Linked DNA regions of Mus musculus: region 1 is linked to region 2. The links are chromatin loops, found by intact Hi-C in ENCODE. Cell type or tissue: left cerebral cortex. All regions are shown on one strand. Links, peaks and the distances in the headings refer to the core of each region. The heading gives the core; the rest is flanking DNA. Region 1 overlaps Gm40262 (a long non-coding RNA gene). Region 2 overlaps Cfap69 (cilia and flagella associated protein 69).

Region 1 (4,398 bases), core at 201-4,200, 62 kb after region 2:
CACCACCACACCTGACCAAGAATACATTTTTAACAAGTTTGGAAATGGAAATGGAAAAAAATTTTATAACTGTAGTAGAGATATCGAGACAAATGCTGCTTATAGACTTTCTACATCTTTCTTCTATCTATTCATTCTGGTTTTTTGTTTGTTTGTTTGTTTGTTTTTGTTTTTCCAGACAGGGTTTCTCTGTATAGCCCTAGCTGTCCTGGAACTCACTTTGTAGACCAGGCTGGCCTCGAACTCAGAAATCTGCCTGCCTCTGCCTCCTGAGTGCTGGGATTAAAGGCGTGCGCCACCACACCCAGCTCTATCTATTCATTCTGAGCAATCTAGTATTTCTTTCTTTCTTTTTTTTTAAAAAAAGATTTATTTATTTATTTTATGTGGATACACTGTCTCTCTCTCTGCAAACACACCAGAAGACAGCACTGGATCACATTACAGACGGTTGTGAGCCCCATGTGGTTGCTGGGAATTGAACTCAGGACCTCTGGAAAAGCAGTCAGTGCTCTTAATCACTGAACCATCTCTCCAGCCCATAGTATTTCTTCCTCAAGATAAACCATCATCTTTAAATACTAAAAGAGTTTTAGTATTTAAAGGACCTCTTTAAAATCTGCATCTGAGCCTGTGTTAGAAATGTCTGACATTGACTGGAAGATGCTCCGAAGGACATTTCTCTTGTTCTTATTTTTATTACCAACTAATCATATTGCCAAGACATTTTAATATTCTCTGCATACAATGGGCCCTGTTATCTTAACACCTGAAACATGTCACATCACCAAGTGTACCATTTTATGGAAATCATTAATAGCCACATATTATAGGGTGTCAGTTAGTTAAATAGATTCATATTGTATCTTAAAATAATAAACAATTAATTTTACTTTTGTTACTTTTTCAAAGCCATTAAAGAAGTCTATAAATGTAGATTTTAAAAAGTCTTGGAAAAGTCTTTCAGTGTGGGCGGTGTGAGGGGTGATCTTGTATTAAAGGCATTAGCACGCCTTCTGCTCCTCCTTAGTTTTTGCAATGGGGTCTCTCTCTAAGCCTGGAGATTGCTGTTTGTCTGGCTGGTTATTGATCCTCCCAAGGATCCTCTGACCTCCCTTCCACAGCATTCAATCAGCGTTACAGGCACACACCACCGTGTCTGGCTTCTTGTGGGTGCAGGGATCTGAATTCTGGCCTTCACACTCACAGGGCAAACACTATCTCTTGAGCTATCTCTCCAACCTAAATAATTCTGGGACTGATTTTGAAAGCTTTAATGCATGGGTAACATCGAAAACTAACATACTAAATATATCTGTCTGAAGAGGTAAACAATAAACTGAACAATTTTACAATCAGCAAATAAACTGACTGTTTAGCTAGTAGTCCAACTATTGAAATAGTCAAACACTGACCAGTCTGTCTGACAGAATACAGATTTTCAGGAAGTAAGTGTGAGTCCTTTTGAACTCACTGTGAGCTAAGACAGCAACAGTACAATCATGTTTTGGAACATCAACTAATTTAATTTAATTTAATTTAATTTAAAAACCCAACAAGCTGAAAGCAGCAATGAAACATTATTGTCAAGTTTATTACTCAGAATGCTAAATGACTTTAACACCAGAGACTATGTTAATGTAACTCTTCTCAGTTAGCAGTTTACAGAGGAGACCATATGATCCTCTCAGTAGATGTAGAAAAGGCTGTCGGCGTGTTTTCACTTATGAAGGAAAGAACAAGCTAAAAATAAAGGGAGTAGGCTTATCTATTTCTTCACTGAGTCTTTGTGAATTCACATCATGCAACTCAATCCTACTCATCTCCCCGTTCCTTCAAATCATACTCCACTCTTGCCACCTTTCTTGCCGAAAGAAAAACAAACAAACAAACAAACAAACAAGTAAACAATAAAAACAAATCAGACAGACAAAAATCTCACTGTGGAAGCTGTAGTGTGTCCCACAGTACACCCTTTGTCTCCACATCTTTACTAGCAAATCTTCATTACAGTGAGTCATTGGTCTGGTTCGAGGCTTCTGGTTCTGCCACGGTATCAATACCGGATCCCCACTCTGTGTCCCTGAGATCCCTCAGCTTGGGATATGCAGGGTCTGCCCTAAAGGGGGCTTTTTAAAGTGCACTGTCAGTTTGAGAAAAACCTTACAGCACACCTCACATTCCCAAAGTTGAAAATATAGCCCAAAGTAAGTTCTGGGACAAGAATATTCTTGAACACCTTAAATGTTAAAGATTGTACTTGTAGTAAAGAAAACATTTAAAAATATAATAATTGAATGAAAGAAAATAAAATTGGTGTTATTCTTAGAGGAAATGGTTTTATGAAGAAAACTCAAGGGCCTGCAGAAGAGCTGGGACATTTAATAAGGAGAAATCAGTTGTGTATCTGTATAGCAGCAAAGAGCAGCTTACTAATAGGAAAGATATTACTTGTCACCGCCGCACAGGCACCCAACAGTAAGTCTAATGAAAGATATGTTAGCTCTATATGAAGATAGTATAAGCTCTGCTAGAAAACATTAGAGGATTTGTGGGTATTATGATCATGCAATTATCCAATAACTGTATTATTGCAGTCCAGTTTCAATCAAAGTCTTATGGGAACTTTTATATTGGGACTGGATTCATTTGTTCTATAATAGGTATGAAAAATCATGACATCAAGACTAGAATTGGCATCTCTGGAAAGAGGAACTATAGTGAATGATTTGCCCTTCCAGATATCAGGGATAATGACGCAGCTACAAGAATTGTACAGCACAGGATTAGACAGGAAAGGAACAGGATACACAGCATTACAATTGCTCTCTCTCTCTCTCTCTCTCTCTCTCTCTCTCTCTCTCTCTCTCTCTCTCTCTCAGTGTGTGTGTGTGTGTGTGTGTATTTGTTATGGTCTCAGCAGGTCTTGTATATCAGTGGGAGAAAGAATTATGTTGATTTATGTTTTTGGTTTTTGGTTTTTGTTTTTTTCGAGACGGGGTTTCTCTGTATAGCCCTGGCTGTCCTGGAACTCACTTTGTAGACCAGGCTGGCCTTGAACTCAGAAATCCACCTGACTCTGCCTCTCAAGTGCTGGGATTAAAGGCATGAGCCACCACGTCTGGCCCTATGTTGATTTATGAAAAATAAAATTTTATCTTAACTGTCCCCCCCCAAAATGCAAGAAAAAATAAAAGAAAAACAGACAAATATCTTTAATGAATAAAATATAAGAGAATATCTACAATTTTAAAGTAATGATACATGTATTAAGATATATAGGAATATAAACTAGAAAAAAGAGATAATGTATACATTTGATATAAAGAGTAAAACCTCATAACCTAAAACTATAGAAAATAAAAATAATTTACGCCATGAAATATACACATGTATGTATACATATGTGTGTGTGTATCTATACATAAAGACTCATGTGTAAGTAAAGTGTTTTCAAAAATAAAAACCTTTACAGATTAATTACAAGTAGCAGCAGTACAAACAGAAGCAGGGAGAGCCGCTTGCCAGTGCCGTCCAGTCTCCCAGCCCCGTCCCTGTTCTATGCCTCAGAACTTCTGTACACTCTTGAGAATTACTGATGAACGTCAAAGAGATTTATTTCTGTTTATTGTCATCTATCAAGATCTACTTACAAATTACCTTTGTGAAATTTAAGTAATTTTTTTTTTTCGTTTTTTGAGACAAGGTTTCTTTGTATAGCCCTGGCTGTCCTGGAACTTACTTTTTAGACCAGGCTGGCCTCGAACTCAGAAATCCACCTGTCTCTGCCTGCCTGCCTCTGCCTCCCGTGTGCTGGGATTAAAGGCGTGTGCCACCACGCCCGGCCGTGATATTTCGATTAAAACAGTGATAGTTCAATCATATCCTAATGTTACCTGTCATAATTTTATCGTAATCACTGTTTTCCATAATGAAGAGAGAAGAGTGACTTTTTTGTTTTGTAAGCTTCCTCTCTGTCTCTTTCCCGCCTCCCTCCCTCTCTCCCTCCCTCCCTCTGAAACAGGACCTCACTAGGTAACTCAAGCTGGCCCCATACAGTATTTCTTGCTTCCAGCAATGTTTTGGTTTTGTTATTTGTATCTTATAGATACCGAGATGGCCTCACTCACCATGAACCCAAGCAGAGAACGATCTTCAATTTCTGATGCCTCCTGCCTCCACTTCCTGTGTGAGGAGATTACAGACATGCACTGCAATATCCAGTTTATGGTTTCTGTGGAGCTAGGGATCGAGCTCAAGGCGCACTGCATCTTAGGCAGGCACTCGAGCGAACGCCCCAGACATCCATCCACAGATTTTAGTTTGACTCTCTCACGGATAGCCAACTTTGAGAAACCTTCCTTTTCCTGTTTGGCCTTCGCTCACGTGGACTGCTAA
Region 2 (4,398 bases), core at 65-4,064:
TATACAGCTTAAATCCTATTTTAATGAAGTACTTTATTTTTTCAGAAGCATTTTCTTCTAATTAGCATTAAAATTGTTTGAGATTTTTATTTCACTTAAAGCTGACATAAAAGCAAAATGTACTTCTAGAGCTTCAAATAATAACATGTTTTATTTTGCCTGTTTAAAAGACATGATTAATACAAATCTAGATATCGTTGAGTTTTGTTTGATGGCTAAGACATCATTCTTCTTATGACTGCAGGCCCCAGACTGAATCCTATTGTCTCTAGCTGTGCATCAGGAGCTTCTTGGTCAGGGAGGGGACCTCCTTCAACTCCCTCTAAACGGAAGCATCCATTCCTATAAGGAGAGGAGGCTCATGTGACTCAGGAAGTAAACCTTACAAGTCTTGGAAAGCTGACATTTACGACTAGGGAGCTGGATACAAGTTTCAAGGATGTAGCTTTGTGAGCTCTCCTTGCTATTAACAATGGAGAGTGCTGTTTAGTGATGCATCTTTCTCTGAGTCATCCATGTTCCTGTAAGTTTTGCCAATAAAGTCAATATTTTGCTAACTTAGACTTGGGTAGAACTGTTAACTTGTTTTTTTCATCTGTGCCTTATCAGAGTTAAATAGGTTCTGTTCATGTCTCCCCAGGAAAAATTACATAACATACTTGGTGTCTGAAGAGGGACAGACAGAAGCAAAGAAGAGTTGCAGTGTGTGATGAGACATGCATCTATGACTGATCAGTTTGAAGGCAGAGCTCAGGGGACAATCCCAACAGGGGTTCTTTTCTCCCTGTGGTAAGAGGTGGCGTGCCTCCTTGCTTCAGTGGTGGCTCCATACTCCAATATGGGTGACAGGGCATGCAGACAAGGTTGAGATGTCTCAAAATGGAATATCTCTGGGGAATCCCAGTTTGGTCATCTTCTTTTATGTGATATGGGAATGGGGATTCTCTTGGTGACTGGAATTCAAAGTGTGACTATGTAGACACTCTAATAACAGTTCAAAGACTAGAGACTGTATGGCAGTCCCCCAGGAGACAGTTGGCAAGCTGTGGTGACCTCTGTATGCCCACTGCTATATATAATAAGATATGTAAAAGAGGCATACATGGCTGATTAGAGGAAAGTCTTGTTTTAAGGAGGAATTACAATGGGACAGGACAGAAAACTGTCACCTTCCGTGTTAGCTTTTGATATGGTGAGTAATTCCCACCGCACTCATTCTAAGCAGCTGCAAATGACAGGATTCAACCAGGATGTATAAGTCATGATAAGGAGATGGAAGGGAAAGAGAGCTGTGCTGGAAAGCCCTTCATGGGGTCCAGAAGCCTAGAGCTTGGAAGAATCCAGCACCGAGGAGGACAAGAACCAATCAGAAGTGATCCATGATTCCCCTCAGGTCCGACCTATAATAGAGATGAAGGGAAAATCCACAACACATTGGTTTTCCTTAGGTTTAGAGAGTTGGTAGCAAGCAGCTCTACTTCTGAATGCCTTTTTAATAGGCTGGCTTTAGAAGTTGTATAACTTTACAAAGTGATGAAGTATCACTTCCCAGGAAGCTGTTATGAGACTTTTCCTAGGAGATGTACACAGATTTGTTTACTTCAGATAGGGAACTGCTAACAGATTACAGGTACAGTTCTACGTAGTCTAGCTTAACCAGTGAGTTTGTTGTGACTACTTGCACAATTACATATGAGCAGTTTCTTAACAGGAGTATAGATGACTCAAAGGCAGCTGCAGCACTGAAATGCATACTTTATCTTGAGTCATGACTCATAGAATCTGTATCCCTGGAGTTTCTCACACAGTGTGTAGGCAGCTTTCCAGTTGGAGAGTTTCCTCTTCTCGGCAGTTGTGTATCTAATATAATCTTGGAGAGTGAGTACATGAATCTTGTGAGTTTCTGCTTTCTAAACGTTCTGAGTTTTGCTTACTTCCTGAGCCTTAGGCACCTCTGTCCTTTCTCCAGGAAAGAATACGTCAATGAGAAGGAAAGCCTATGCAACCCTGCGGCCCCTCCCCCAGCTCCAGCTCCCACATTTCTTCTGCTCTCCTCTGCATTTCCCCACAAGCCTTGGAAGGGGTGATATAGATGCTTCATTAGTCTCCTTCCTCTGTGGCAGAGTATTGAGCAACTATGCCTGAGCAATAGTCAAGTCATCTCAAAAGTTTAATATTTTTATGAGTCTCAAGAACAACACCCACTGCAAAGAGAAAGTATTCCGTCCTGATTGAGACTGACAACAGTAGCCATCTATAGGTATAAATGTTTAAAAGGCAGTTTAACAAGAAGATTTCACCTGTTCAACAGGACAGTAGTAATTACATACCCTCTGAGATCTATGACCTCTTTAGACATGGGCTTCCCACTTTCCTGTCAGTTCCAGATGGGGATCCCTTCTCTGATCCTTACAAACAAACAGGTAATAAACTTACATGGCTTGTGAGTCCTTGTTACTACCACCATAGGAAGGGATCTAGTGTAATTTTTTAGTGTTTCCAGAGTAATGAAATGAACACACCCACATATATAAAGGATACAAATCCATTCTGATAGCAGTGTATCAGTTTCTTGATATAATTAAGTTGTTTTTCTTCTGAGACATCCTAAAACAAATGTTCTGTTAGTTCTTTTGTGCTATTAAGTTAGCTAAGATTTTTGAAAAATTTATTTAGTGTATAAAAAACCAAGCTCCCTGTGCCTTCTGTGAGGGCAAATCATCAGCTTGTCTGCTCCTCTGAAGACCCCATAGTCTGAAGGCCTCCAGGAGATCTGCTGCACCCAGGGCAACAGGTAAGGGACCCACCCAAATAGCCACAGCAGCTGGAACACCCCTGAGGAGCCAAATGGGCTTGAGACCCATCCCCTCCACTTGAACTCCACCTCCCTTCCCAGCAGGACAGATCATCAGCTTGTCTGCCCCTCTGAAGACCCCACAGTCTGAAGGCTTCCCAGGAGATCTGCTGTACCCAGGGCAACAGACCTCACAGTCTGAAGACCTCCCAGGAGATCAGCTCTACCCAGGGCAACAGATCCCATAGTCTGAAGGCCTCCCAGGAGATCTGCTGTACCCAGGGCAATAGAACATCAGCTTGTCTGCCCCTCTGAAGACCCCACATTCTAAAGGCCTCCCGGGAAATCTGCTACAATCAGGGCCACAGAGCTCCCAGGAGACTTGCAGCAACCAAGGGACACAAGAGGCAGGCTCCAGACAGACACACCTAGGCCAGTTGATTTACTACCAGAGATAACCAGATGCCAAGAGGCAAACACAAGACCCTAAGCAAGAGAAGCCAATATACTTTGGCACCATCAGAACCCAGTTCTCCCACCACAAAAATCTCTGAACACACTTGCAAACCAGGATGCTGACTCATGAAGATAATAGAGTCCTTTATGGAGGATATAAATACCTCAATGAAAGAAATACAAGAAAACACAGGTAAAGAGATAGAACCCCTTAAAGAGGAAACAAATAAATTCCTTAAAAAAATACAGGAAATCAAACAGGTGAAGGAATTGGACAAAACAATCTAAGACCTAAAATAGGAAGTAGAAACAATAAAGAAAACACAAATGGAGGCAACCCAGAAAATGGGAAACTTAAGGAAAGGGGTCAGGAACTAAAGATGCAAGCATCAACCACAGAATACAAGAGATAGAAGAGAGAATCTCGGGCGCAGAAGATAACTTAGAGGATATTGGCACAATGGTCAAAGACAATTTAAAACATAAAACACTAACACAAAGTGTCCAGGAAATTCAGGACACAACGAAAAGACCAAATCTAAGAATAATAGGAATTGAAGAGAGTAAAGATTCCCAGCTGAAGGACCAGAAATATCTTCAACAAAATTGTAGAAGAAAACTTTCTCAACCTAAAGAAAGATGGTCATAAATGTACAAAAAGCCTATAGAACACCAAATAGATTGAACCAAAATAGAAAAATCCTCTGGTCACATAATAATCAAAACACTAATTGTACAGAACAAAGAAAGACTATTAAAAGCTGTAAGGGAAAAAGGCCAAGCAACATATAAAAGCAGACCTATCAGAATTACACCAGACTTCTCATCAGAGGCCCTGAAAGACAGAAGAACCTGGAAAGAGCTCATGCAGACCTTCGAGAACACAAATGCCAGCCTAGGCAACTATAACTTGAAAAACTCTCAATCATCATAGGTGGGGAAACCAAAATACCCCACAACAAAACCAAATTTAAATAGTATCTATCCACCAATCCAGTCCTACAGAGGATTCTAGAAGAAAAACTCCAACACAAGGAGGGTACCTACACAAAAGAAAAAACAAGAAATTAATCATCTCACAGCAAAACCAAAAGGAGAGAATCACTTACACATAATGTCACCCACAACAACAATCAGAACAGGAACTA

The links. A loop is a pair of places that touch in the nucleus more often than their neighbours do. Peaks named below come from ENCODE experiments on the same cell type or tissue, not always from the same donor. Only the 100,000 strongest peaks of a DNase experiment are listed, where the experiment ranks them.
Region 1: it touches region 2 in a loop (5-fold over the local background); 1 of 42 quality-filtered maps calls a loop at or near these places.

What each region holds. Positions count from the first base shown.
Region 1 is chr5:5,709,525-5,713,922 of GRCm38, forward strand. It overlaps Gm40262 (a long non-coding RNA gene), which reads left to right. Exons shown (of 3, transcript XR_868231.3): 2 at 4,109-4,398. Among named protein-coding and RNA genes, the nearest start is that of Steap2, 18 kb to the left of the region's middle. In left cerebral cortex, for the core only: no CTCF peak of the experiment used is centred there; a DNase peak (open chromatin) is centred at 1,720.
Region 2 is chr5:5,647,249-5,651,646 of GRCm38, forward strand. Cfap69 (cilia and flagella associated protein 69) reads right to left here. Exons shown (of 23, transcript NM_172447.2): 3 at 2,542-2,607. Among named protein-coding and RNA genes, the nearest start is that of Cfap69, 15 kb to the right of the region's middle. In left cerebral cortex, for the core only: no CTCF peak of the experiment used is centred there; a DNase peak (open chromatin) is centred at 1,807.